Linked DNA regions of Homo sapiens: regions 1, 2, 3, 4, 6 and 7 are each linked to region 5. The links are chromatin loops, found by intact Hi-C in ENCODE. Cell type or tissue: heart left ventricle. All regions are shown on one strand. Region 1 overlaps FGF12 (fibroblast growth factor 12). Region 2 has its middle 18 kb from the start of ATP13A4. Region 3 has its middle 45 kb from the start of FGF12. Region 4 overlaps MB21D2 (Mab-21 domain containing 2). Region 5 holds the start of LOC124906319 (a long non-coding RNA gene). Region 6 overlaps FGF12 (fibroblast growth factor 12). Region 7 has its middle 120 kb from the start of MB21D2.

Evidence for each region. A loop is a pair of places that touch in the nucleus more often than their neighbours do. Peaks named below come from ENCODE experiments on the same cell type or tissue, not always from the same donor. Only the 100,000 strongest peaks of a DNase experiment are listed, where the experiment ranks them.
Region 1: a loop joins it to region 5, with 7 times the contacts of the local background. A loop is called at or near these places in 35 of 110 quality-filtered maps.
Region 2: a loop joins it to region 5, with 6 times the contacts of the local background. A loop is called at or near these places in 55 of 110 quality-filtered maps.
Region 3: it touches region 5 in a loop (11-fold over the local background); 32 of 110 quality-filtered maps call a loop at or near these places.
Region 4: it touches region 5 in a loop (17-fold over the local background); 90 of 110 quality-filtered maps call a loop at or near these places.
Region 6: it touches region 5 in a loop (2.0-fold over the local background); 36 of 110 quality-filtered maps call a loop at or near these places.
Region 7: it touches region 5 in a loop (11-fold over the local background); 25 of 110 quality-filtered maps call a loop at or near these places.

The regions. Positions count from the first base shown.
Region 1 is chr3:192,465,603-192,469,602 of GRCh38, forward strand. All of the region lies in intron 2 of FGF12 (fibroblast growth factor 12), which reads right to left. Among named protein-coding and RNA genes, the nearest start is that of FGF12-AS2, 47 kb to the right of the region's middle. RefSeq lists a silencer at 1,698-1,992. In heart left ventricle, a CTCF peak has its summit at 1,836 (motif pointing right); no DNase peak of the experiment used is centred here.
Region 2 is chr3:193,570,549-193,574,548 of GRCh38, forward strand. It overlaps a transcript of ATP13A4 not described here. Among named protein-coding and RNA genes, the nearest start is that of ATP13A4, 18 kb to the left of the region's middle. In heart left ventricle, a CTCF peak has its summit at 2,019 (motif pointing left); no DNase peak of the experiment used is centred here.
Region 3 is chr3:192,770,867-192,774,866 of GRCh38, forward strand. No RefSeq gene overlaps it. Among named protein-coding and RNA genes, the nearest start is that of FGF12, 45 kb to the left of the region's middle. In heart left ventricle, CTCF peaks have their summits at 1,843 (motif pointing left) and 2,045; no DNase peak of the experiment used is centred here.
Region 4 is chr3:192,800,771-192,804,770 of GRCh38, forward strand. All of the region lies in intron 1 of MB21D2 (Mab-21 domain containing 2), which reads right to left. Among named protein-coding and RNA genes, the nearest start is that of FGF12, 75 kb to the left of the region's middle. In heart left ventricle, a CTCF peak has its summit at 2,390 (motif pointing left); no DNase peak of the experiment used is centred here.
Region 5 is chr3:192,565,188-192,569,187 of GRCh38, forward strand. All of the region lies in intron 2 of FGF12 (fibroblast growth factor 12), which reads right to left. It overlaps LOC124906319 (a long non-coding RNA gene), which reads left to right and starts at 1,814. Exons shown (of 3, transcript XR_007096220.1): 1 at 1,814-1,984; 2 at 2,328-2,437. RefSeq lists an enhancer at 1,795-1,844. In heart left ventricle, a CTCF peak has its summit at 1,684 (motif pointing right); a DNase peak (open chromatin) is centred at 1,724.
Region 6 is chr3:192,473,019-192,477,018 of GRCh38, forward strand. All of the region lies in intron 2 of FGF12 (fibroblast growth factor 12), which reads right to left. Among named protein-coding and RNA genes, the nearest start is that of FGF12-AS2, 40 kb to the right of the region's middle. In heart left ventricle, no CTCF peak of the experiment used is centred here; no DNase peak of the experiment used is centred here.
Region 7 is chr3:193,039,370-193,043,369 of GRCh38, forward strand. No RefSeq gene overlaps it. Among named protein-coding and RNA genes, the nearest start is that of MB21D2, 120 kb to the left of the region's middle. In heart left ventricle, CTCF peaks have their summits at 1,892 (motif pointing left) and 2,094; no DNase peak of the experiment used is centred here.

The DNA.
Region 1 (4,000 bases), 100 kb before region 5:
TGCACAGACTGTCTATACAAACAATGCGATTTATGCTGAATAGCTACTTTTCTTAAATTTTGATAGCTGCTAGGCAGAGGGTGCCTACGTGACTGTCGCCCTCCCCGACCCCCACTCCCAAGTCAGGTAATTTCCTTGCATGCTCTGTCTCTAATGAGCTTCCTGGGAAGAAACATTGTATACATGTTACTGCGTTTTTTTGCTGCTGAAGAAAAGAGCACCCTCAGTGCTCCCTCAGAGGAGACAGAAAACATCAGAAGCCTCCGCATGAATCTCTACAGTCTCTGAGTATCTTTTCCCCTATTGATCCTGTTATATTTCCTTTCCCTGCAATAAACTTCAGTGGATAGTGCAACTATGCTTATGCATTGCTTAATGACTGGAAGATGCATCATCAGGCGATCGCTACTGTGAGCATTGTGCGATCACCACGGAGCATACGTACACAAACCTAGATGGTGCAGCCTCCTACATACCTAGGCTATGTGGCATAGCCTACTGCTTCTAGGCTACCAACCTGTACGGCATGCTACTGCACTTAACACCACAGCTGATTGTAACAGCAGTAAGTATTAGTGTATCTAAACATATCTAAACACAGAAAACATACGGTAAAAATAAGGTATTATAACATTATAGGATTACCATCATACAGGCAAGTCTCTTGTTGACTGTAATGCTGTTATGTCATTCACATGACGATATCTACTAAATCCTGTGAGTATTTCCAGCAAATCACAGAATGTATGCGTGGTCTTCGAGATCCTCAGGAAAGCACTTAAACACACACACACGCACTCAGAGACAAAATTAAACATGTAATAAATTCACACATATGCAGTGGCTGGCACCGAGCACAACAGGTATATACCTCTCAAATGTATTTGCTGTTTGCATTTACCAAAGGGTCCCTCCTCAGCAGAAGACGAAAGGGGTTCCTGAGAGCTCTCCATATCATTAACAAATTTCTTTGTCTCATCTCAATTTACTCCATAATTATAAAAAAGTAATAAGCATACTTATTGTGCTTGCAGGTTACCACCAATTTTACCTTAATTTTCTTAGTTAATGTTGGCAAATTTCCTGTGAGGAAGCTATTCACTAGCATAGATGAGGAAATGGGGGACAAGAGAAAGAAGGTCAGGGGTCTGATCAAGGTTAAATTACTTCACACTCACAGGGTATGGAAGAGTTGAAATCAGACCCAGTTATTAAAATCCAGAGCCCCTGGCTTCTCCTCATTATAACTAGTTCCCTCAAATGTGGTTTGTAGACAGACATTTATACCAGCAAAGAAGTTGCATTAGCCCTCAGCGAAATGAGAAAAAAAAGTAATATAATATCGCCACATATTTTTAGCTATGTTCTGCCTTTTTTTAGGGTTAAAATATCCATTTTGTTGGAAGATGATACAAACAATAGATAATGGCTCTTCTTATTTATAATTTTTAGGTTTTTTCTTAATTGTTTGTAACATCTGCATAGAGTAAATTTAAAAGAAGACGAATCTAGAGAGGCCCTGTGCAAAAGGTTTTAGAATTTTTTCAGTTATTCAAATTTTGTAGTATTCGAATCTTTTTCCTATCATCATATATGTCGGAAAATTAATTTCAACTGCATGGGCCTGGGTTCTGCTCCTAATTCTCCCACTGATCAGTAAGTAGCACAAGGCAGTTCACTCTCCCTCTATGGGCATCAGTTTCCTTATTAACAAAGGGATCGGCTTAGGTGAATTCTGAGGGATCTCCCACCTCCTTAGAGGTCTATGATTCTGTAAATTCCTGAATCTGTTTACTCTTTTGTTAGTTTCCCAGCCTTACAGTACCTAGAATTGGCCAGATGATGGCAGCAGAGTTCTACTTTAGCCAGACTGTGCGCCGAACAGGTGAGCGGGACGCCTAGAGCACTGTGCTGAAGAGGAAAACGTGGAAGGTTATATGGAATTACCATAATTAAGAAAGAAATATTCACAGGTTGGCTGCCTCTGACATGCTATGTCAAGAAACACAGCTACACTTACAGAGAGGAAGGTCTCTGTTTGTCTTTTAAAAGAGGACTACATGATTGTGAATTCCTAGCAATAGAAGATTCAGGCCCGTTTTAAAGATAAAAATACTAGGCACATGAAGAACCACTGAATGCCCAATGCCTCCCTGCTAGGAAATGGCAGAGCTCAAACTTAAAGACAGGTCTTCTGACTCCCAGGTCAATGTCCTACACTTAACATGTAGCAAAGCTGTCTCAGAGAACACATTTGCTTTGACATCTAGAAGAGGCTCTAAAAGAAGTCTTCAGCGGCAGGCACCGAGCACAACAGGCCATATACATCTCAAATGTCTTTGCTATTTGCATTTACTAAAGTTCCCCTCCTCGGCAGAGGATGAAAGGGCGTGGACCTTGGACCAGGGTTCACCAAGGACACCAATTTCCATGGTACACTCCCGACAGTGGGGAAGTCCTGACACGGAAATTCAAACAGCCCCCTTTTGCATGAATACATAAGAGACATGGAGTTCTATGACTAAAGAGTGGGTTTCCTGTCTGATGGTTTCAATGACAATCTTTTTGGAAAAATTGAAAGATGAGTAGCATTCCTGTATATCCTTAATCTAGCTCCCCTTAATGTTAACAGTTCACACAATCACAGTACAATTATCCAAACCAGCAAATTAACACTGGTACCATAGTAACTAAACTATAGGCCTTATTCATAGTTTACCAGATTTCCCACTGATGTCCATTTGTTATTTCAGAATCCTATCCAGGATCCAAATTGCATTTGTTGTCATTTCTCCTTCATCTCTTCCAGTGTATCACATACAACACTTTCTCAATCTTGTCTTTCATAATCTTGACACTTCTGCAGTATACTGATGGGTTATTTTGTAGACTGTCTCACAATTTAGGGTTGTCTGCTGTTTTCACATGATTAGATGGAGGCTACGCATTTTTTTGAAAGGATGCCACAAAAATCATGCTGTGTCCTTCTTAGACATCATATCAAGGAGCTGATGTTAATATGTCTACTACTAGTGATGATTAACTTTGATCACTTGGTTAAGGTGACATCTTCCAGGTTTCTTCTCCAGAAAGTTACTGTCTTTTCACTTGTAGTTAATATATATCTTGAGGAGGAGACTCCGAGCCTCTACAAATATCTGTTCTTCTCAAAAACTTCCCCCTGATTTTAGCCTCCATCAGGCACATTATCTGCATTCATTATTAACGTGGGGTTTGCGGAACAGTGATTTTTCTATTTCCCTTTTTCCTTCTACATTTATTAATAGAAATTCTTCTGAAAAGAAGACTGATCCCTTCTCCCCCATTCATTCATTTATTTGATTATTTATTTATACCAGTATAGATTCACGGCTATTTCTTTTATCCCGTGGATTAAAATCTAATACTACCATTATGTTCATGCTCAAATTGTTCCAGATTTGGATATCGAGAGCCTTTAGGTAGGCTCCTGTGTTCTTTTGACAAGTCCTCATACCTGTTTAAGCACGTCCTCATTTTTTAGTATCACAAGATGCTCCAGGCTCATCTGACATTTTCCCTTCCCCAGCGCTGCAATCTAGCACTTCTCTAAGGTGTCCTGGCTCTTTTTATGAAAGAATGCAATTTAGAAATGAAACTTAGATCTGGTTGCTAAGTGTGTTCATTATAAACAGAGTGCCTCTGTTTCTACACCCTCTCAGCCAATAGATCTAGGAAATAAATGTACATTTGCTAACACCTGCATGTACACACCTGTATTTCTCTCTGTATGTCTATCTATTAAATACTATGAATTCCTACTAATACCTGTAAATCCAATCAAATACCAGAGGGCTCATGATAGCCTTCCTTCTTTACCTGTAACTTTTTCTCAAAAGATGAGAAACCTGGCTCCCAGAGGACAATCAATAGCAGAGCTTGTCCTCCACAATAACCTACTCAGCCAACACAAAAGTGTGTATGTTTACCAAACTAAGTAGAATTGTGTAAGATCTAAATT
Region 2 (4,000 bases), 1.0 Mb after region 5:
CTATCAGGGTGACAGTGAACAGAAGGGAAGGATAAAGGACTGGAATAGAGGCCTAATACCACCACAGTCTTTATCTTTATTTTTTCCTCATACAATTAAACTCAGCCTCTTAGCATATCCTATTCTTGAGTAAAGCAGGGAGGCAGTGTCATAGCGGTGAAACCCACAGGCTCTGAATTCTCACAGACCAGAGCTTGCATCCTGTGTACCAGTTGTGTGGTCAGGGGAAATTATTTATCTCTACAAGCTTCAGGCTCATCATATGGGACCAAAGGATAATAATATCTCCCATGAGGATGGTTGCTAATATTAAATGAGATGACATATATACAATGCTTAGCACAGTGTATATATAAATTCCCAATAATTGGTAGCTATTATTATTATTAAAGGGGTGTAAAATTTGGCCAGACATGGTTGTAAAAGCAAAGTAGAAAATAAGTATCTGGCCAGGTGTGGTAGCTCATGCCTGTAATCCCAGCACTTTGGGAAGCCAAGGCGGGTGGGTCAACTGAGGTCAGGAGTTCGAAACCAGCCTGGCCAACATGGCAAAACCCCGTCTCTACTAAAAATACAAAAATTAGCCGGGCATGGTGGCGTGGGCCTGTGATCCCACCTATTCAAGAGGCTGAGGCAGGAGAATTGTTTGAACCTGGGAGGTGGAGGTTGCCAGTGAGCCGAGATTGCGTTACTGCACTCCAGCCTGGGTGACAAAGCAAGACCTTGTCTCAAAAAAAAAAAAAGAAATATCCATGAGTTCAAAGAGAGATACAAATAAACAATTGAATAAATAAATGGGGAGAATAGATAAATCTTCCGTACAGAATTCCAGATAACTTATGCACACAGGGCTCCTCAGAAAGGGCTACATAACTATTCACTCCTTAACATTGGCTGCTGGTAGTGACTTCCTTCCACAGTGTACAGTATGAGGGGTGAGGAGGAAGTAACTTTACAGTGGAGAAACCTACCAAATATTGCTCAGTCAGGTGATGAAGGTTAATTTCAAAATTGATATGTCATGCTGACAACATGGTGTGATAAGCATGGCACTTTACCTCTTACAGTCTTCCTCCCAAAAACCTACAACTCCTGTCTATCCATGAGAAAAACATCAGACAAACCCCAATTGAAGGGCATTTTATAAAACACGTAATACCCCTCAAAGCTGTCAAGGTCGGCACAAACAAGGAGAATCTGAGGAAATGTCATGGTCTAGGTGAGCCTAAGGAGACATAACGCATCAATCTAATGTGGTATCTTGAATGGAATCCTGGTACATGAAAAGGACATTAGGCCTGTGAAATAAAATAATAATAATAATAAAAAGGACGTTAGGTAAAACTAAAGAAAACTGAGTTATGGACTTTAGACTTTAGTTAATACTAACACATCAGTCTTGGTTTACTTGTTGTAATAAATGCACCATACTAATGTAAGATGTTAACAAAACAGGAAGCCGCCCAAGCAGGCAGATGGCTTGGGCCAGGAGTTCAAGACCAGCCTCAGCAACATGGCAAAACCCCGCCTCTACAAAACATACAAAATAATAATAATAGCCAGGCAACACATGCCTGTAGTCCCAGCTACTCGGGAGGCTAAAGTGGGAGGATTGCCTGAGCTCCAGAGGCAGAGGTTGCAGTGAGCCGAGATCATGCCACTGCACTCCAATCTGGGGGACACAATAAGACCCTGTCTAAAAAAATAGGGGAAACTGACTTTGTTTGGGGTATATGGGAACTCTCTATCCTATCTTCATAATTTTTCTGTAACTCTAAAACTATTGTAATATAAAAAGTTCAGGTTTTAAAAAAGCAGTGGGAATAGAATGTTTGTTACAGTAATTGAGAACTACCTATTTTAAACTTACAGCAGTCTTGCCTTTGTTTATTAATTTGTTAAAATAATTGAATACTCCATGATAGCAATGTGCGAATTTGGATCTAGATGGATGGTATGAACCAGTTTAGGTTTAAAAAACGAACAGAACATCCTCGGTTTAGTGGGACGCCTCTGCCCCCTAGTGTCTTAACATTCAATCTGCGTTTAGTGGCAAAGGACAGCCTGCAAGCTTCAGTCACTTGATGTTTCAAGGTCTGGACAAGAGTGGAGACATTCTCAGAGCCTCTGATCTACTAGAATCGTACTCCAGTTTGTTCATATACCCAGAAACTATGCACCGCTGAGTGGTCCCTGAAGACGTTAGTACATGCACGTGATGGAACCAGCTGATGGGAATGTAAAGGGCAGGAGGGCAGTTTGACATGTGAATAGGAAGCCTTACAAATGTGTATAGGCCAGGTGCAGTGTGACTCACGCCTGTAATTCTAGCACTTTGGGAGGCTGAACTGGGCAGATCACTTGAGCTCAGGAGTTCGAGACCAACCTGCGCAATATGGTGAAACACCTTCTTTACAAAAAAAAAAAAAATTACAAAAATTAGCTGGGCATGGTGTGCACACCTGTGGTCCCAGTTACTCGGGGTGGGGGGCAGGGGTTGGGGGGAGGGGAGTAAGGGCTGAGGTGGGAGGATGGTTTGAGTCTGGGAGGTGGAGCTTGCAGTGAGCCGAGATCACCGACATGGTTTAAATGTTCATGATATAATGTTTAGCAAAACTCTAAACAGTGTGACCAAAACTTTAAGAAATACCACAGATTAATATATAAAACTTTAAGGAATACCACAGATGAACTTTAACGAATACCACAGCCATATATATATATATACATATATATATATACACATATATATATATATACATATATATATATATATATAATTTGTATCTACTATGCTAGCAGCATCTGAGACACACATCTGTGGTCCCACCAGGACTTTTATCTCAGCCTTATCTCAGCCCTTCACCATCTGGTGACAAATGACTCTCTGGAGCACCTTCCCAAGGCTCCTGGGCCACAGGCAATTGGGAGTGTGGCCTTGCCCATTTCTTCTCACTGCCGCTGCAACAGGCTGGCATGAGGGGCTCCTCTGTGAACCTCCTTCCCTGCCTTCTCAGGTTTCCCCAGGAATCACAGTATAGTTTTTCTCCACTCGAGGTTCCCATCCCCACCACTCTAGGACTTCTAGCATTCCACAAGGTGTGAGATCATCTCTGAGATTTACAGCAGCACCCAAATCCAGTCACACTTACCAAATCTCTCCTAGCTCAGCTGTGGAATTTTATCAAATCCCAGCTCTTATATCATTCATTCTTCCAAAATCGATTATTTATAAAATAAAATTTAGCCTTTGTACACAAAAGTCAGACTTTAAAATTCAAAATCCTTTTTCTCTGGGTAAGGTCTCTTCCAGAAACTTCAAAAATCGATTTAGAAAAGTTAAGTGCTAATAATTGTTTTATTTCTTTCTCTTTGCATTCCTGCTATAACCTTACCCTGAATGCACATAGAAAGGCCTTGTGGGTGGTTGAATGATGAGGGGAGGGAGGAGAGTAAACAGGAACTAATCTACATACAGACATGTATATATGTGCATATATGCATACATGTTTATATAAAGAATAGAGAAATTCATTCTAAAAAAGTTTTAATGATTATCTATGCATCATTTCTTCTTTTTAACTAATTTTCCATATTTTCCAAATTTCAGAAACAAGTTTTATATAATCAGAAAAAGAAAATTACATATAAAAAAGAAACAGATAAGATGTCTGCCTCCGGCATCACCACCCGTAGTGAAGGAAGGAAAGTAGGGAACACAAGCTTTCTGTTGGCCACATCTCAAGCTCTCCTCTTTGCAGTTCCTGGTACTTGATCTTTGACCCTACTGATCACTCTCTTCTTGAAACACTTTTTCCTTAAATTTTGGAACACCAAGCTGTCTTAAGCTCTTTTTGTAGTTCTCTGTCCGTCAAAAACCTAGATCTCAGCCAGGCACAGTGGCTCACTCCTGTAATCCCAGCACTTTGGGAGGTCAAGGTGGACAGATCACTTGAGGTCAGGAGTTCAAGGCCAGCCTGGCCAACATGGTGAAACCCTG
Region 3 (4,000 bases), 210 kb after region 5:
TCAATTGGAATATGAATGTCTTCACCATTGCATACCTCTTGTCTAAAATTGGCAGAAGCACTCAGCAATTGGCAGCTGAGGGAGAAATCCAGGTGGAGGAACATCTCCTTGAACAAGACCTCAGAGCTGCCAAAGCAGAGAATGGGAGTTTTCATTCTTCAAAATTTGTGGGTACCATGGAACATACCCTCAGATTCTTCTCTAATCATGCTGCCTTCTAAGGAGTCTCAGACGAGACTATTTATGACCTGAGGTAAGTGGCTTAGGAGCCCTATTTGAAGGAGAGCCTGCTTGCCACTCCAAGCACAGAATTGTTCAGTTTCTCAAAGTACAAGCATTAGACTGTACAATAGCACATTGGTTGGAAAACTTTGCTTTAGGGAATACAGTGACTTGTCAGCACATCTCTATAACTTTCTTTCACAAGTATCATTGGTCTCAAATTTGTTTAGGCAAGAGCCAGAGCAGCAAACTCAGGGATAATAATCCTCATAAACGCCTTTGGTTTCATATAGTCCAATCAATTGGTTAACGGGTTCATCTAATTATTATTGACTATCTATTCTGTGCCAGACACTAATGTTAGTCTAAAAATGTTTCAAGTTGAATTGGGAAGAGGTTCTGGGGTCCTTTCCTTAGGCACTGGAAGTCTGGGGTCCTAACTCAAGAATAAAACAATGTTACTACCCCTGCCCCACATCACATCAAATATTAGACAAGCTAATCAGTGATAAACTGCACTAATTTTTTCATAGCATATGTGCTACCGCTCCCCTAATTGATTTGTAAGGTTTATGCTTTTCTGGGTATTTTTTGATTCATTGAGGCTGAGTGAAGGGAAAGGATCAAGGTGCCAAGATGCCTAAAAATTCTGGATCCTTTAGAATTTAAGTCCAGAGGGTCTGGAGATGCCTAGAGCTCACGAAGAGGACCCAAGGAGAACGATGAGCAAAGGTTAAATGATACGTTGACATTTTTTATCTTTCCGGTAAAGTCCCTTCTCCCTATCCCATGTCCTTATCTTGCGATGTTGTAGCGGAGTAAGGGCTCATATTTCATATCTCCCTTGGGGATTTCTGGTTTTAACCAAACAATAAAACTTCTCAATTTTCTGCAAAACAAAATATTCTTCATTCTCTTAAGGAAGAACCCCAAAGAGCCGTGGAAATAAGGAGTATTGATGAAGAGGGCTTATGGACTTTGTCCTCAGAGTATATTAAAAGAGATATTTTCTTAGAGGGGAGAGGCACAGTTGGCAAAGTTGACTGCCTTGTCTTCCCCACTTCCACACAGGGACGTTATGTTACAGCTCAGCTGAACAGCTCACCATTCCCAAGGCGTGCAGTATATACCCTAATGTCTCCCTGTTCTTTCTCTGGCAAGTCATTCTCTAAGACCTGCCATGAATGTCATCCACATATGAAGTCCTCCCCATTGCCACCTCCACCATCTGTCACCTCCCCACTCCTACAGTCCCTGTTTTGGAATTCCCACAGCACCTGTTGCTTATCTTCATTGCACTTAGTTCATGGCACTTGTTTATATGTCTCAATATTACACTGGGCAGAGACCTCATTACAACACTCAAGGATCTGTCCCAAATTAAGGACTGAGGAAACATTTGATGAGAAAGCAAATATTACTTTCTCTTTGTATTTAACTTTCAGCTCACATCTGCCTCCAGAACATAGCTGTATACATTTTTATCTTTTCTTGATCCTAACACTTCCACTCTTGTCTTCTGGTCTTCCTCTCAGTCTGGAGCTTCCCTCAATTCCAGGACTTCTCTGACTCCTCAGTAACTGCCAAGTAGACAGCAACTGCTGCTCTGCTGCCCCCAAGAGGACCGTGGCCAACACAGACATTGTGCGGTTGGTGATATCATAAACCTCACCAGAGAAGCATTCAGGCAGTAATACATGAACCTAGGAGAACAGAATGATGTTTGTCTCTGGGAACAGTTGTAGGCGATGGATATAATAGTAGGTTAAGGATATAATAGACGGTTAAGGGTTGAAACCGTCTCTGCTCATGGATTTAATCTCTAAGCCTCTCAGACTCTGTAGAAGGTATTGAAATAAATTAACATCCATTTGGGCTTCCTTACTATCTGGACATTTCCCTTCTGGTTAGTCTTCAACATTTTCAAATAATTTCTCCAAATGCTTGATCAAGAAGCATAAATGAGAAAACACTAGATTAGTCTTTCAGTCTTCCTAAGACATTTATTTCTTTTTCTTTTCCTGTTAGCCTAGGAAAGCACAATGAATTTATATAGAAGAATTTTAATTGTTTATCCTTTCTAAAAATGTTCTCCACCAGACAATGCCTATAAAGTGCTCTCAAAGTCTCTAATGAAAGGAACTACTGTACAATGCAAAAGATTTTCTATATTACTATTATAGGGACTAGGTGCTTTAAATAAATATCTTTTAATAACTGTTACAGAAGGAACAAAAACCAAGGAATAGAATAGAGAGTAGAAACATTTATATGTCACCAGAAATTCACAATAAAAACTACAGAGAAATACATAGCATAAGTTTTTATAATATTTGAAATTCCATACCTGGGAAAAGGTTTACTCCTAAATTTGATATCTAAATTTTGAACAAGTGGCAGTCACTGAAGAAAACATATGTAGAAGAAGAACATATTCTGAAATCATAGGTAAAATCCAAGATTATGTTATGTTCTACTACAATAAGAATATTAGAAAATCAGAACTCATATTACCTCTTGTCCCCAAAGGATACCATTTTTAATAAAACTACATTTTACTGAACTGACATCAGAGATCATGCTTGAAATAAGAAATAATAATAATATTATTCTGAACATCTGAACACTTCACACATCTCCTTCATTGAAACATTGTCATATCTTGGAGAGGAAAATCCACGAAATTTTAAAATGAAAAGAGTTTGTCTGGCCACATTAATACAAGCTACTGTAGGAATAAAATAGGAAGTAAGAATCAAAATATTTAGCCAATGAAAAGGATCTACCAAAATAGCAATCACAAAGTCAAAGAAACTGTAACAAAACACTCCAGTGTGAATTCAAAATAATCAAACAAGAATTTGGAGGTATGAGAAAGTATTTCAAATTAGGAATTTTAAAACACAGAAGAGAAATATGCAAAGAAACAGGATAATTGTGAAACAAAAATGAAATGAGCCTAGAAAATACTGGAAAAGACAAAATCATTTCATAATAAACAGTATATTAGAAAGAGCCCAAAGGAAAAGATTTAGCTAAAAACATGATAAGAATATGGCAACTGGACAATTAGTGATACGGTTTGGCTGCGTCTCCACCCAAATCTCAACTTGAATTGTATCTCCCAGAATTCCCACATGTTGTTGGAAGGACCAAGGGGAAGGTAATTGAATCTTGGGGGCTGGTTTTTCCTGTGCTATTTTCGTGACAGTGAATAAGTCTCATGAGATCAGATGGTTTATTATGGGTTTCCGCTTTTGCTTCCTGCTCATTTTCTCTTGCTGCTGTCATGTAAGAAGTGCCTTTCACCTGCCACCATGATTCTGAGGCCTCCACAGCCATGTGGAACTGTAAGTCCAATTAAACCTCTTTTTCTTTCCAGTCTTGGGTATGTCTTTATCAGGAGTGTGAAAATGGACCAAATACAGTAAATTGGTACCAGAAGTGGGGTGTTGCTGAAAATATACCCGAAAATGTGAAAGCAACTTTGGAACTGGGTAACGGGCCAACATTGGAACAGTTTGGAGGGCTCAGAAGAAGACAGGAAAATGTGGGAACGTTTGGAACCTCCTAGAGACTTATTGAATGGCTTTAACAAAAATGCTGATAGTGATATGAACAATAAGGTCCAGGCTGAGGTGGTCTCAGATGGAGATGAGGAACTTGTTGGGAACTGGAGCAGAGGTGACTCTTGTTATCTTTTAGCAAAGAGACTGGGAGCATTTTGCCCCTGCCCTAGAGATTTGTGGAACTTTGAACTTGAGAGAGATTATTTAGG
Region 4 (4,000 bases), 240 kb after region 5:
TTTACTTTAAAGAACAACAGAAAACTATGGCTATTTAGATTTGGGTATTTGGTAGACATTTTCTTCAGAAATGAACAAAATGAGCCTGGCTTCAAGGAAACTACTGACAATATTTATTGCCAATGATAAAGCTGAAATTTCTAAGGGAAAATTAAATTTAGAAAACTCCGCACCATGAGCGTGACATCTTCTCGAATTGTATACGTTTCTGATTAAATTGGCGATGATATTAACAAATGTGATTTTTTAAGAGATTGTGGGTCCTTTTGAGAACCATGTCTCATGTATTAAGCAGGTATAGAAGACTCCGTGCATGCAGTAGGAACATAATTCAAGCTATGACTAAATGATAAGGGAAAAAATGCATGAAATTAATAGGTAGATAGCATTAATAGATGGAATTAACATAAATTCTTAAAGGCTAGACTTAAATGACTGTTCCATAAACAACATATACATTTTCCCTCCTTCATTATATACTTGCTTACGCTTGATTCTCTGACAAACTACCAGCGTCATCCTGTGATTTATTTAACAGTGTTTCCCCAAAGATCAAGACCTACCACAAAGTATTATAATATTCCATTATTCATTATAATTCATAGTTTGCTCTTCATAGGACAATCCCAAATCAAATAAACCATATGCCTGTGTTTTCTTACTATTATTGTTATACTCTGAACGTTCGTGACTCCCACTCACATGTTGAAATCCCAACTTTCAATGTGATAGTATTAGGAGCTGGGGCCTGTGGTAGGTGATCAGGCGTGAGAGTGGAACCCTCATGAGTGGGATTGGTACCCTTATAAAAGAAACCTCAGAGCGCTTCTTTACCCCTTCTGCCATGTGAGGACACAGTGAGAAGACAGCCATCTATGAACCAGGAAGCTGTCCCTCACCAGACAATGAATCTGCAGGCACCTTGATCTTGGCTTTCTTGACATCCAGAATGGTGAGAAATAAATCCCTGCTGTTTATAAGCTACTCAGTTTAGGTACTTTGACATAACAGCCTGAATGAACTAAGACAATTATACTTTAAAATTTAACGCTCATTTATTAAAATATGCTCTTTAAAATCCTATTTTCCAAACCACATTAACCATGAAAAAGTCTTTTATTTAGTACAATTCTTTACACACAGAAATATGGCAAGTTATCATTTTCTTTTTAAAACCGTAAGTTAGCCAACATTATAGTGTCAACAATTCATCAGAAAGAACATCCAACAAACCTGACTTCTTGGCTGTTTCTCACACTATCTGCACTGTGATACGGCATCCAGGTCCCTCTTCAATAAAGGACTTCCAGCTGCTTAAATGCTAGCCCTTAAGGATTGTCTCAGCTGCAAAGGGCTGTCTTAGCCAGGTCAGGTCCTGTGGCTGGGATGGGGGTTGCAGGTGCACATCCAATAACTGATCGGTGTGGGAGTGTCCCAGCTCAGGATACTCTGAAGGGCCACTCAAACTCTGAGTTCCCAGTGGGGTTGGCTGTGGCGAATGATGCGCCTGCAGGGAAGCTCAGCTTCTCCTACTTGAACCTGCTTCCTTCCCCACTTCGACAGGTGTAGATCCCAAGGGTGCTGCTTCATAAACATCCTAACTCCATTTCAGAGGCTGCGTCCTGAGAAACCCAACATACTACACTAAATACTATCCAAGCAAAACAGAAGATACTACCTACTACCCAAACAAAAACCGTCTTCAGCATGGAAAATATGTTTTTCCTTTTTAAAGTGTTTTCTTTTTTAAAGCCAAACTTAATCCGGATTGAAAGTTCTTATAAATGCCAAGACAAAGATCCATTTCTCAAATGTCATTATGTTTTAATATTAACCTCATCTTTGCCATGTAAAGAAATACTACCATCCCACGTTTTGGTTATTGCTTTAAAGGATAAAATTGATTTCTCAGATTCCAGATTAGGTTGTGAAAATCATTTTCATTATTTTATGAACTCACATGTTGGAACAGTCAGTTTCAGTGAGATATATTTGATAATGAAATCGTTTACTCTTCATTATTTCAAACATCCTTTCATTCTACCATTCAGAATACCATAAATATACGTGAGAAGTACTGTGAAATGCTGTGTTGTGGTTAGTAAATAAGATCTGAATCTATTAAAGTGATATTGTTATTTGAGTACACACTGTTGTCTCCTCTTAGGCGTAACTAACTCAAAATCCTATATATGCTTTTGTCCTGGACAGAAGCAAACTGGCTTTGAGCCCACCAACTAAGACTCGTCTATATAATCAGGGTAACTTGTGCATTAACAACCTGGAGATAATTTGTCTACAAAAGTGCCACTGAATTTTGCCTTGGATTGTTACAATCTTGTTTGGAGAGTCTTGGGTAAGCCATAGCTAAAACTCCCTTCTGCCCTCTGCTGGATTTAAGAAGTTTTAACCTGTTTTCACTTGTCAATATACACACTAGAAAATTCCTGCCAATGATAAAAGGTTCTCTTTCCTCTCAATGATGCTTATGCATCTCGTTAAAATGTTGACCCTTTATTCAAAGGAGTCAACATCAAGTATTTGGCTAAATTCTAATATTCAGGAGATAGGGTAATTTTGAACACTTCTTATTCCTTTTAAAGTGAAGAAAGCCCTTTAGTAGCAGAAAGAGTATTGCAGACACACATTTACTAAGCCCCTATAAGAAACAAAGTCCCTAAGGCCACACTGTTCCAGAAGCTAATCCCTTCCTACATCCACATTTCCATTTAGCCTCCCTGAGCCCATTAGTCTGCAATTTTACAAACGATATGGTAACAGAACTCGAGCCTTCCCCAGCGTTATACAAGCCCAAATGTCTTCCTTGAAAACTTTCCTGGGCTAAGTTTAAGTGAAAATGAGCTGACATCAGCTATCATGGCAGATGGGTTGCCATGCAACCAAAACACAGGGCTGGAAGGGAAAAAGACAGAGGAGGGAAAATTTTCAACTGTACGCTTTGGCTGTAGGGATCAGTTCCAACAAGTGCCATCTCTGCAATGATCCGAGGTTTTCTGTGTAATTACTGGAGGATAAGATCTAGTGACTCTGGCTGTTTAGCTGTTAGATTATCCAAAGCTATGAGTGGGAACAGAAGGAAGATGCACATACACCACTGAGCTTGTTAGCAGCAAAACAAAAAAGGAAGGATAGAGGATAGCTATTCCCTTGGGTGGGTCTCTTCTTTTCATGGAGGCACTGGCATATGCTTGTTCTTAAGTAAAACTGCCACTCAACCTCTTTTCCTGTAATTCACTGTTTCTTGGTTTTGATATATTTCAGAGTTTTTACTTAAGAATATCTTAATAGTACCCTTTTATATAGATACTCAGGTCCTAAGTTTAAGGAATGTGTTTCACGTCATGCTTTCAGTTATTTACTGATTATCTTTAGAATATCAAGTGAAAAATGGAACTCTGTCCCTGACTTATGTTCTAGTGAATAAAACTATATCATATTCCACTAAATTGAAACTGCAAACCTTCATCATGCAAACATATAATGCCAGATTGCTAATACTAGAGCACAAAAACTAAGTATGATTTCTTGTTGTCTTTACAACCCCACCCCAGTAAGTCTGTGAAAACTCAGAGAGTTCAAGAAATACTAAGTAGGTAAGTCAAAATAGTACCTGTATAGACTTCTTTAAAACAGATACACACACACACACACACACACACACACACACACACTTACATATGTTGAAGGGAGAAAGGTTTATAAAAGAAGTAAAATTTTTATGTCTTATAATTAAAGTTACAAAATTAGATAAATTTTATCTTTTTATATACCTTTGACTATATGCCTGAATATCTCAGTAATAGTCATTGTTTCATATAAAAGAGTTTCCTTTTTTAGCTCCAACTCATGTAGCACATACCAGTAACAAACAGTGCCTTATTCCAGCAGTGGGTTTTAATGGCAGGAAGGGTACACGGTGTGATGATGTTGACAAAGTCCTTCTTTCATTCTGATGCATCCCCTAGGGTAAGTCTCCTTG
Region 5 (4,000 bases):
ACTGGCTTAAAGCTTAGTGATCCTTCACCTATATGTTTAAAAATCTTATCAAATTACTACAACTTAAAAGTGATAGGTGAAGTTGAAGATGCTAAGACAAATCAAATTCTTGCATTCAAAATAATTTGCATTCTATCAGAGTGCTAATAATAGCAAATATTAGTTGAACACTAAATTATAGGCACTGATGTGAATTCGCTCATTTTATCTGTGTCAGAAATAAAGTTACACATGGCGTAACAATGTTTCAGTCAACAATGGACTGCATAATAGTACAGTGGTCCTATAAGATTATAATACCATATTTTTACTGTATCTTTTCTTTGTTTACATATGTTTAGATACACAAATACAGTTGTCTGTAGTATTCAGCCCAGTAACATGCTGTATAGGTTTTTGTAGCCTAGGAGCCATAGGCTATACCCTACAGCTTAGTTGAATAGCAGGCAACAGCATACAGCCTATTGTATAGTGGGCTATACACTACAGCCTAGTTGTATAGTAGGCTATATGATCTAGGTTTGTGTTAGTATGCCCCACAATTTTCACACAAAGACAGAACTACCTAACAATGAATTTCTCAGAACATATCCCTGTCATTAAGAGACGCATGACTGGGCCGGGCATGGTGGCTCACGCCTGTAATCCCAGCACTTTGGGAGGCTGAGGCAGGCAGATCACCTGAGGTCAGGAGTTCCAGACCAGCCTGATCAACATGGAGAAACACTGTCTCTACTGAAAATACAAAATTAGCCGAGCATGGTAGCACATGCCTGTAAACCCAGCTACTCGGGAGGCTGAGGCAGGAGAATCACCTGAATCCGGGAAGCAGAGGTTGCGGTGAGCCGAGATTGCGCCATTGCACTCCAGCCTGGGCAAAAAGAACGAAGTTCCGTCTCAAAAAAGCAAGAGAGAGGCATGACTGCATATGAAGCAGGCATTAGTAGTATCATATTTCATAGGTAAGGAAACTGAAATAAAGAGCATTTAAGTAACTTGCCTCCGGTTACCAAATCGCTCTACTAGTTAGAGCCAAATTGAGGGATCTCAGTTTCAGACTCAAGGAATCTGGCCTCAGACTTTACTCTCAATCACTGCTCTGTACTCTTTCTATAGTGCTTCATGAAAATCATTCTAGCAGCATGTGCAAGATAAAAGAAAAATAAGAGATCATGGAGATAGGAAGACCAGGTATTAAAATGATCCAGACAGAAAGAAACAAAGGCCTCAAATACACAATAGCCATAAGGCTGGAGAGTATAGAATAAATGAAAGAGATATTGGAGAAAAGAAGCTAAAAAGACTTGGAGACTACCTGTGGAGAGCCTGGGAAAATTTGCAGGAAATGTTAGAATTCAAATAACTGTATTTTATGGATGCCCCTGGATAGGGCACATGCTTTTGTTTCTCTAAAGTCTACAACACTGTCTGTTGTCTCTTTGGCCCATCCCAGTCTTTTAATCTCTAGATTTGTCCGTCATAATATTTCAAATGGTATTTCCAAACCATCTCCTAGTTTCCCTCAAACAAGAACATAGACACTGAACAATTTCACAGTTGTATGACCAGTATTTTTCTAAAATAAAAATTACTTTTTACCCTGAAAATTTATAATTATAAAATTTATGGCTAAAACTATTAAATATAAGAACCAACAACACTAACAACTACCAGAAAGGCCACACGATGGCAGCAAAGTATAGGGTACAAGCAGCAAGAGCCGGCGGCCTAGAGGGTGCTATGCACTGAATTCTCAGATTCCGTCTATTCTCTATTGAGTTCATACATATTAGTCAGCAGCTGTAATGCTAGTAACATTATCTCCACACAGCACCTCACACTTTACAAAACTCCCACAGATACTTTCTCTCGTCTACTTCTTACCACCACTCTGAGAAGTCAACAGGAAAAGGATCATGCTTTGTGTGGAGGATAAAGATGGAAGTTTTACTCCAGGTACTAGAAGCACCTCAGAGGCTCAAAGGTGAGACAAAGATCAAAACTTTGTCGTTGTTTCTTTTAGGATATGATCTGGGGAAATATAATATGAATGGGAATACTCTACCTTCAACTTTAGTGGGGAAAAAAATCTAAGGCTTTTTTAATAGAACTGGGAATTTTTTAAGGGGTTGGGGCTGTAAGTTATTCCTCACCGAAGTTGGAGAAAAAAAAAGGGAAAAGATAAGGAAAGGGAAAGGGCTTTATTTTTTTAAGTAACAAAGGCTAAAAATTTTCTTAGAGATTATTATAGAAAGCTTAACTGGAGAGAAATATGCCTGGGGGGAAAAGCATGTATCCTCCAAATGGTGCTTGCATTCATTTTCTAGGGCGGCTTTAAAAACCCACTACAGACTTGGGGGCTTAAAACAACTCTTCTGGAGGTCTGAAGTCCAAAATCAAGGTGTCCACAGGGCTGTGCTCCTTCCAAAAGCTCTAGGTGAGAATCCTCTCTTGACTTTTTAGCTTCTGTTAATGCCAGGCCTTCCTTGGCTTGTGGTGCATAACTCCAATCTCTGCCTCCATTTTTACATGGTCTTCTCCATGTGTCTCTTTCTTTCTTTCTTTCTTTCTTTCTTTCTTTCTTTCTTTCTTTCTTTCTTTCTTTCTTTCTTTCTCTTTCTTTCTTTCTCTCTCTCTCTCTCTTTTCTTTCTTTCTTTCTTTTTTTCAGAGTTTTGCTCTTGTCGTCCAGGCTGGAGTGCAGTGGCGCGATCTTGGCTCACTACAACTTCCCCCTCCTAGGTGCAAGTGATTCTCCTGCCTCAGCCTCCCGAGTAGCTGGGATTACAGGCACCAGCCATCATGCCTGGCTAATTTTTGTATATTTAATAGAGATGGGGTTTCACCATGTTGGCCAGGCTGGTCTTGAACTCCTGACCTCAGGTGATCTGCCTGCCTGGGCCTCCCAAAGTGCTGAGATTACAGGTGTGAGCACCATGCCCCGCCCTTTGCATGTGTTTCTTATAAGGACACTTGTCATTGGATTTAGGGTCCACCTAGATAATTTGGATTGATTTCATCTGCAGAACTACATCTGCAAAGATCCCTTTTCCAAATAAGATCACATATACAGTTACCAGGGTTTAAGACACGGGGAAATCTTTTAAGGCCACCATTCAACCCACTGTAGTGCTCTTGTGACTGTACTTCCTCCTGCCAGTGGGGAGCTCATGCATGTACACATTATGGACTCCTACCCTTCCGTGTGTTTAGTTGCCATAGAGCAATAATATCTGATCTCTGCTCCAAAATCTGACACCATTTTGCTGTATCCTCTCCTTGGGTTGTCTCCTCACCTGTAAAATAAGAGAGTTAGACCAGCCAATGGTCACAGTCAAAAGCGTTCTTGGTCTAAGAGGAAATGAACAGTAAGGCTTCAGAGAAATGAAAGCATTCATATTTTCTGCCAATTACTTGTCATATTATAGTGGAATCAGCTATCTTATCTCCCTCATTAGTTTTGAGAGTGTTTTTGTTAATTTTTACGTTTTATTAAATATCTGCCTATTGTGGATATTTAATAAATCCTGAGACTATAGAGATGGGCAAGACAGAGTCCTTCTGCCAGGAAATCCATAACCCAGTAGGAGAGACAGATACATAACGTTATCACTGTGAGGTAGTGTTCAAGCAGTAAGGAGAGATCCTTTGCATACATGAGCATAGAGCCCACGTGACCACTCTAGGCTATGGGTAGACTCAGGTATGAGATAACATTTATTCAACCTTCGAGAACCAACTTAAGGGTGTCCTTCATAAAAGACCAACTTATGAAGGGCACACTTACGTTGGTTCTCCAAAGTTGAATAAATGTTATTAGCTGAGCAAAACAGGAGAAAACAGTACATGCGGAATAATCACCATGTCTAAAGATGCTAAAATGTGAAACCAACTGGTTAAGTGCCTTGGATAAAGTACAGCGATGAAAGGTAGAAAAAAAATATTGTCTGCAAAGATAATCTTATGTGAACACTTGCTTTGGGGCCAAGCATCATAGCATAT
Region 6 (4,000 bases), 92 kb before region 5:
TAATGCCGTTTCTGTACTTGAAAAAACTTCTACAATTGACATGTTTTTACTCACTGTGATTTCTTTCAGTTCAGAGCCTATGAGTTTACTCATCTTTGTAATTCTAACTCTTAGGTTGTGTTCAATTTATGGAAAAATGTTTGATTGAAACAGGAAATACAAGATACAAGGTATGTTTTGGAGCCAATTGTAACTTAAAATTATCAACCACACCTCACCCCTCAAGCTGCAGAAGTTTGACCTAACCTTCAGAATGGCTGACACACTGATTTCCTTGTGCTTTCACTAATTTATTCCCATGCCTACTTCCAACAAGTTTTCTAGACCAGATGACATTACTTGCCATCCCTTATCATGAGTTGATGGTTATTATGGGGTAACTAAAGGCATAGTGGTCATTAAAGGCTGTATACATGGCTGGTGAATCCAGGAAATGAAATACAGAAATATTATTTAGCTGGTTACACTCTATCTAATTTCTATCTACGTGAAAGAAAACTCATGGTAATTATTACTTATATACCAATATGTCATTTCTGAAACACTTAAGAAATGAATTAGTGAAAATTCAATATTACTTTGTAAGTGTAGTATTTTGGGTTACTGTCCTGAATCATGTTTCCTCTCTAAAACAGGATTATACATCTCTATTTATTGTCAAATGACTTGTCATACATTCTCTGGGAAAGAACCACATTCCCACCTCATTGATTCTGCGCTTGGCCACCATGTGATATGCACTGGCCGTGTGACCAAAAGAACGGTGAGCAGACATTTGCCATGATTAAACAGAAGCCTTTAGTGTAACTGTGTGGATGGCTGAAGCTTTTCTGTTCTTGCCCTCCACCATGAGAATATCATGTCTCCAGACAGGGGTTGTTGCTCTTTCAGTAAAGGTTCCACAATGCAAAGAAACATAGAGCAGAACTACACTCACCTAGACTCATGCCCTGAAGCGCTCATGGTGTGTGAGCATGAATTAAATATTTATTGTAAGCCACTCAGCTTTATAGTTGGTCTTCACACAGAACACAGAAGAAAACCTTATGCATAGGGCAAATTATTGAAGACTGATTTTATTTTAATTTAAGGATAAGAATGATATCATATTGCCTTTTTATAGTTTGGCACATTAAAAGGTTCTAAATAAATATTTTGAATTAATATAATTGCAATAAAGTAAAACAGGTTGTGTTTAACGATGTAGAAATTAAAACTTTAAAAATTAGTTCTCCTTTGTGTATTGGACATCTGTTGTTTTTGTCAGTTCAGAATTTCTTCCTCTACTTCCAGGAACAACACTCATCTCATTTTAGGGGCAAGTAATTCTTCTAAGGCTTTTAATCATAGGACACTGGCTTCCCAGACCACAAGTTTAAGCACATAACCCAGATTTGGCCAATTATAGCACCTCATTTTCTCTGTCACAGTGATTGGTGCTTGGATAGGAACATAATCTAGGATGATAGAGTCCTTCCTTGAATTTCCATATACTGAAGTGGTTGGAGAAAACTGCTACCTTTTTTGTTGGGTTCACAGATGTAGTAAACTGCAGCCATGCCCAAAAGGTATAAAGAAAAAGGAAGGCCAGGTACGGTGGCTCAGGCCTGTAATCTCAACACTTTGGGAGGCCAAGGTGGGTGGATCACCTGAGGTCAGGAGTTCGAGACCAGCCTGGCCAACATGGTGAAACCCTGTCTCTACTAAAAACACAAAATTAGCCAGGTGTGGTGATGTGTCCCTGTAGTCCCAGGTATTTGGGAGGCTGAAGCAGGAGAATTGCTTGAACCCGGGAGGTAGAGGTTGCAGTAAGCTGAGATCGTGCCATTGTACTCTAGACTGGGAAACAAGAGTGAAACTTCATCTCAAAAAAAAAAAAAAAGAAAGAAAGGAAAAAGAAAAACAAAACAAAGCCCACAAAGAGAGTAGGAGAATTAACAGAATGTTCTGTGGGCTCTTGAGTCTTTTGCCTAGTTCTTGAAATCCCATATCTACCTCATTAATGTAGCTCTTCTTTCTGTGAGCAATCCTGGTATCCTTCTAACAATTCCTTCTTTGCTTAAGTAAATTAAAATTGAGTTTCTGTATCTCAAGTACTATTGAATATAATTTGAATTAAAGTAGCTTTCAACCATTAGTTTATAAATCAAAACAGAACAAATATTACATTGATCCAATTCAGCAAGTTGGGTTGTAAAGAATGATGATGCTCTTGAAAGCACGCCAGGTAACCCTAATCAGTGGTCCATTCTAGCTCTAAATTAGTAAGGATTAAGGATAGGTTGTTCCTGAGCCTTTCCAGAGCTTCCGCCCATATCCAAGGAAGACCTTTCCCCCTTAATCTATAAACGGAATGACTGGGACACAGAAAAGTGACATGCACACAAAACATACAACTAATGTAGGTGCCAGTGAAGGGCATGAGAGAGCATGATGCACAAGGTTGCAAGCCTTAGATGACTGGAAATACCAGCTTGGTCCAAGAATTATTTTTCCAGAAATACTGAAATAAATACAGAAAATACAAGGAAAGCACAAATTCAAAGATGTTTCTACCCACTGATGGGAAAGTTGTAAAGCTAAGCCAAACAGAAAAAGCCAGAGTGCTTTAAGTGATTATGGATTCCAGTATTTCAGGAGAGGCCCATGTTTTCTAGACCAAATCTTCTCATATCATAATTTTTAAATGACAAAGAAATGAAAGGATTACACGTCAGTGCAAAAGCTGTTCTCGTGATAGGGAAATTCACAGGGACCGAACACAACTTCTATGTGTCTGAAATACGATTCCGACCTAATAGTCAGAAAATTTCCTTCCAGAAGTCCACCACTTGAAGCCTAAAATCATTATAGATCAGATAGATGATAGATAGATAATAGATAGATGGTAGATATAGATGATAGATGATATAGATAGATGATAGATAGATAGATAGATAATGATAGGCAGATATATAAAATATTTCTGAAAAATAGCCTAGCCCACTCAGCAAAGAATGTAACAATCTATGAACTTCCCAAACCATCATCAAACAGCATAAAATAGAATAACGTGATCCCCAAGAGATCACCTGCAGCTCCAGGTGAGATGACACCCGAAAGACTTTCCATACATGGCCTAAACATTGGCTTCAGAGATCACATGTGAGCTCTATATTTTAAAGGGCAGGACAACATAAAAATAATCATAGCTACAATCTTGAAACTTTTTTCTGCATCCATTTACCTAAATGATTCTGCCCAGTGACTACCATTTAGTTCTTACCTATGAGGAAAATATTGTTATTTTTGTTTACAGATGAAAAAAAAATGAAGCCCAGAGGTCTCTAACAAAAAAGTGGCAGAATCTAAATGTGAATCCCAATTGTTTGAGTCTAAAGCCTGACTCCCACCACCACTCTACATTAACCCTGATGAATTACTCATCATTTTACCACAACATATGGGAAGTACTTGATAAATAATTAATGAATGAATTGATCAATGGCATTAAGTCCAACAGCCTCACAGCCATCTGTAATATGCCCCCTGTTTATTTTGTTGGTATTAATCCCCACTGTGACTTTTCATGGAATTACCTCCACAAATACAACATAATGCAAAATTGCAGGAAAGAAGCTCAAACTTTGGGATCTGAGAACAAAGAAGCAAAATGGCTTCCCTGAAGTCAGACACTGAGGATCAGAGAAGTACCTAGCAGTCTAGTTTTGCTAGAAGAAAGGTTGTCTGGAGGACACTAGTGGGAGTAAAGAAAGACTGATTATAGCCAAATTGTAAATGAGTTTGGATGATCTTTACTCTGAAGGCAATAGAGAGCCATTGAATGGCTCCTAAGAGGAGGAGTAACAAGATTGGAGCCATATACAAGCAAGTATCTGATAAATGCTTTCGGATGATTAAGTTGATATCAGACTAGATCCCAAAAGGATATGGCATTCTTAAGTTTGGATAATTTGAGGAATATTTACTTACAAAAGAAGTGATTACAGAAGGAAGAATG
Region 7 (4,000 bases), 470 kb after region 5:
GAATGGTAGTGAATGATGCTTCCTAACTGAAGGGGAAAGGATTGATCTGGTGATCGTTTTCATATTAGGCCCCATTATTGACCAATACTCAACCAGCCCGATTCAAGTGCTGTTATAAATACATACAGCAAAATGAGTTTCATTAAAAGACTCTTGATGCTCCTTACAGGGGCCTGATACTGAATCCCAGGCAATTATCAAAACTTGACTTCTTTTAGAATCACAGAAGGTCAAAGTTGGCAGGGCCCTTAGAGCTAATCCGTGCCACCATCCTTGAGCCCTCCTCACCCCCCACTTTTAATAGATGGGTAAAATGAGATTCAGGGGAAAAAATGACTTTCGCAAGTCATGTTATGCATTACCAAATATCTCAGGAGGTCTAGAACTACCTTATTTTAATATGGTTTAATTATTTGTTTGCTCTCACAGACAAAAGAAAGGGTTAGCTGTGTAATCTTTGCTCCTTACTCTGAGATAGCAGGGCACTTAAGTGGATGTTGGGCAAAAATCAGATCCATTTTAAAACAAATTTGGAAATGAAAATGGTGGCAGTGGTAACTGTCAATTGCATGGGCTTCAGGGGAAGTTTTGTAGACCTAGATACTTTCCCAGCTCCTACCAGGGAGGCGATGATCATAGAGATTGAATCCCAAGTGGAGTCCTGGTCTTTTTCTTAGTGAAACCAGATCTGATATGCTGTTGATTTTGGATTCACAGCCTTTTGTCACCATGTAAATAATAATTCCTTAAATTAAAAAATCTTCTTTTATTGTCCCAACATGTGATAAAACAATAAGTATCAATTGGACTGTACTTCATAGCGGACACGTTTCATCACAGCACCAGCATTATTGTATTATCCTCACTGTCAAGACGGAAAGCAAAACCAAGTCTAGGGAACACTTTGGTTCCCCAAGTAGAGTACTGGAAAGCAATTTTTTTTAAAAGGTGGTTAAAATGACTTGCCACAAGCCTATTTAGTTTCACTAGACACACTGCAAAGATATTTAGTTAGATGTAGTCTCTGTTCTCTGAAACTTTAGTTTTGCAATATATCCAGAAGATTGTCATATTGCCATAAGAAGTAACAGGAAATAATATATTTTAACAAACTCAAACATTATGTTAATAAACATACATATAAATAAATAAGGCTTTTAAAAATGGTGAGGTATAGGGTGTTTTGGGTGTGTGTGTGGTGGAATAGGTTATGAAACATCACAAATTTTGATGTGAAATAATAAGTAGAATATATTCCCTCCAGAAAACCTCACCACCCTCCTCTCACTCTGATCTTTTTTTTTTTTTTTTTGCATTTTCAGGACCCCCAATTCAGTTGATGGTATTGTTGCTTATTCATGTTGATATGTTATTTTGTAACCATTTTCAAGTTGTTTCATACTTGATCTTCCTAACAAGACTTACTGTAAGATCCTGAAAAATATGACCAGATTTGTAATTTTATCCAGAATCTCTGCAGCTAGAAGGTGTTCAGTTAATGCACATGTTTGAATATGGTAATGTGGATTAACATGTGGGAGACACAGAGACAATCCAACAAAAACATTAATCAGATCCAAAATGTACATCTCTGCTTCAAACACCAGACAACAATAAAGGCATTTTAAAAGGCTCCAGCAAATGGGAGGCTCAGAGAAGGGCTTATGCTGCAGTGGTGGGGCAGGAGAGCAAATGATTTTCCCCTAATTGAGCTTCTAAGAAGACTTTGTTCCCTGTAACTTTTCTATATATTCATCTCCCTGTAGTTTAAAACAACATAAGACAAACAAGAATAAGGGTCTTCAACTCATATACCTCCCCATGAGATTTCCTTGGTTGCCTGAAGAAGTCTCCAGAAAATACCTGTTAGAGGTAACACAGGCAGGAAATGCCTAGCAAACAAAATGCTGCCACCTTCTGGTAAAATAGTACAGAATATTTTCTCCCCCTGTCATTTTTACACACACACACACACACACACACACACACGAATTATCCTAGTAACAATAACATTTATATCATGCTTTATAGCTAGCAAACACTTACATGTGCATGATCTCATTTAATGCTCACAAAATCCTTATGAGGTAGCTTTTATTACCCACATTTGACAGAAAAAGCAACTGAGGTTCTCAGAGAGTATGTCACTTCCAGAAGGTCACACAGTGATTGGCAGATGCATACTTAAACCTTAACACAAGTGAACCTGCATTATGCTTTAACACAAATGAAGAGTGAACCATTATTTCATGCATTGACAAATACTAAACACATCGGCCATGCACTCAGCAGCAATGTGTGGAGTCTTTTGTCTGATCACATCATATCACAGCTTTGTATTACAGTATGTGACTAACACATCTTTCTTTCTGGCTCTGCAGAGTGCAACAGTGTCCCTGTGAACTGAATTTTAGGAGATGGGGATAGAGTGGGGATAGAGCAAACCCTTCTCTGTCACCCTTGAACCAGGCAAGATACACATTCTACTCTTTTACCCTTAACATTTTCTCAGTAATCTTAAAATGCAAATTGGTGTCCTTTTAATAATTCAAAATCCATAGTACTGGCTCCCATGCCCAGCTTCATATCCCATGGCATGCCCCATGCACCCTATCTCATGCATGAACCCTGGTCATTCTTTTTCAGATGTTAGGTACTTTTAGCAGCTTTTCCATTTGACTCTGCTTAGCAATATCCTATTCATCCTTCAATACTACCTCCTCTATTAATGCTTCCCTGATCTCTTTAATGCATATTCAGTGCCTTCCCAGCCACCAGTGAGGCTTAGTTCCTTCAGTTTTTATGATAGCTTATTGTTTTCCTTTCTATGAGTCTGTCTCACTAGTGTGTCCACCTAGAAGGTAGAGAACGATCCTCATTAATTTCTATAACCCCCAACAAAACTCTGTATAAGTGTTCAGTAAATATTTGACTGTTATTGAATTGTCATAGAAAAGCCTGTAAGCACCACCTGATTGTAAGAGCTAGGGTAAATTTTACTAAAATGAGGAGCATAAGGGAGCTGTGTGATAGTCATTGCTTATAAAATCAAGGAGAGACTAGCAAAGGTAGGAATCCCACCTCCATTCTCACATTTATTCTTCTCTGTGCAGGACCAATAATTTTTAGAAAGATGTTTCTAAATTTCCTTCCTTCCCCATCCTTAGCTGTGCACCAAATTGTCAAATTCCTGCCAAGAGAAAGCATTCCTGTTAGAGTCCCCTGTTGGATTGACAGTATTTGCAATCAGAATATTGATCTCCAAGAAGGCTTTTCTGGTCCTGTGCCTATACAATATTGGCTGCAGGATAATACTCATGTACATATTCTAGTGGAATTCTAGCTTTGTTATGAGATTTCTCTTCACTTTTTTTTTTTTTAGATGGAGTTTTGCTCTTATTGCCCAGGCTGGAGTGCAATGGCATGGTCTCAGCTCACTGCAACTTCCGCCTCCGGGATTCAAGTGATTCTCCTGCCTCAGCCTCCCAGGTAGCTGGAATTACAGGCTCCCGCCACCATGCCCGGCTAATTTTTGTGTTTTTAGTAGAGACGGGGTTTCACCATGTTGGCCAGACTGGTCTCGAACTCCTGACCTCAGGTGACCCACCCACTTTGGCCTCCCAAAGTGCTGGGATTACAGGCGTGAGGCACCACGCCTGGCCTTCTCTCTCATTTTTATTTTGAAGTAATTTTTAACCCAGAAAAGTTGCAGAAATAGTATGAAGAATTCCCATAATTTATTCCCATTAATTTATACTATGGTCTTTTTGGAGGGCATTTTGCATCTAAAAAATGATTTACCAACATACAAGGATATTAAAAGCATTATTCATGATAGCAAAAATTGGGAATGACCTAAATATTTCAAAAAAGAGGATTAGCTACATAATTATATCAAAATGATGAATTTTCAGTCATTAAAAATAAAATTATTTAAAAATATTTACAGGGAAATGCTCAATATATTATTTTCCTGGTGCTGCCATAACAAAATACCATA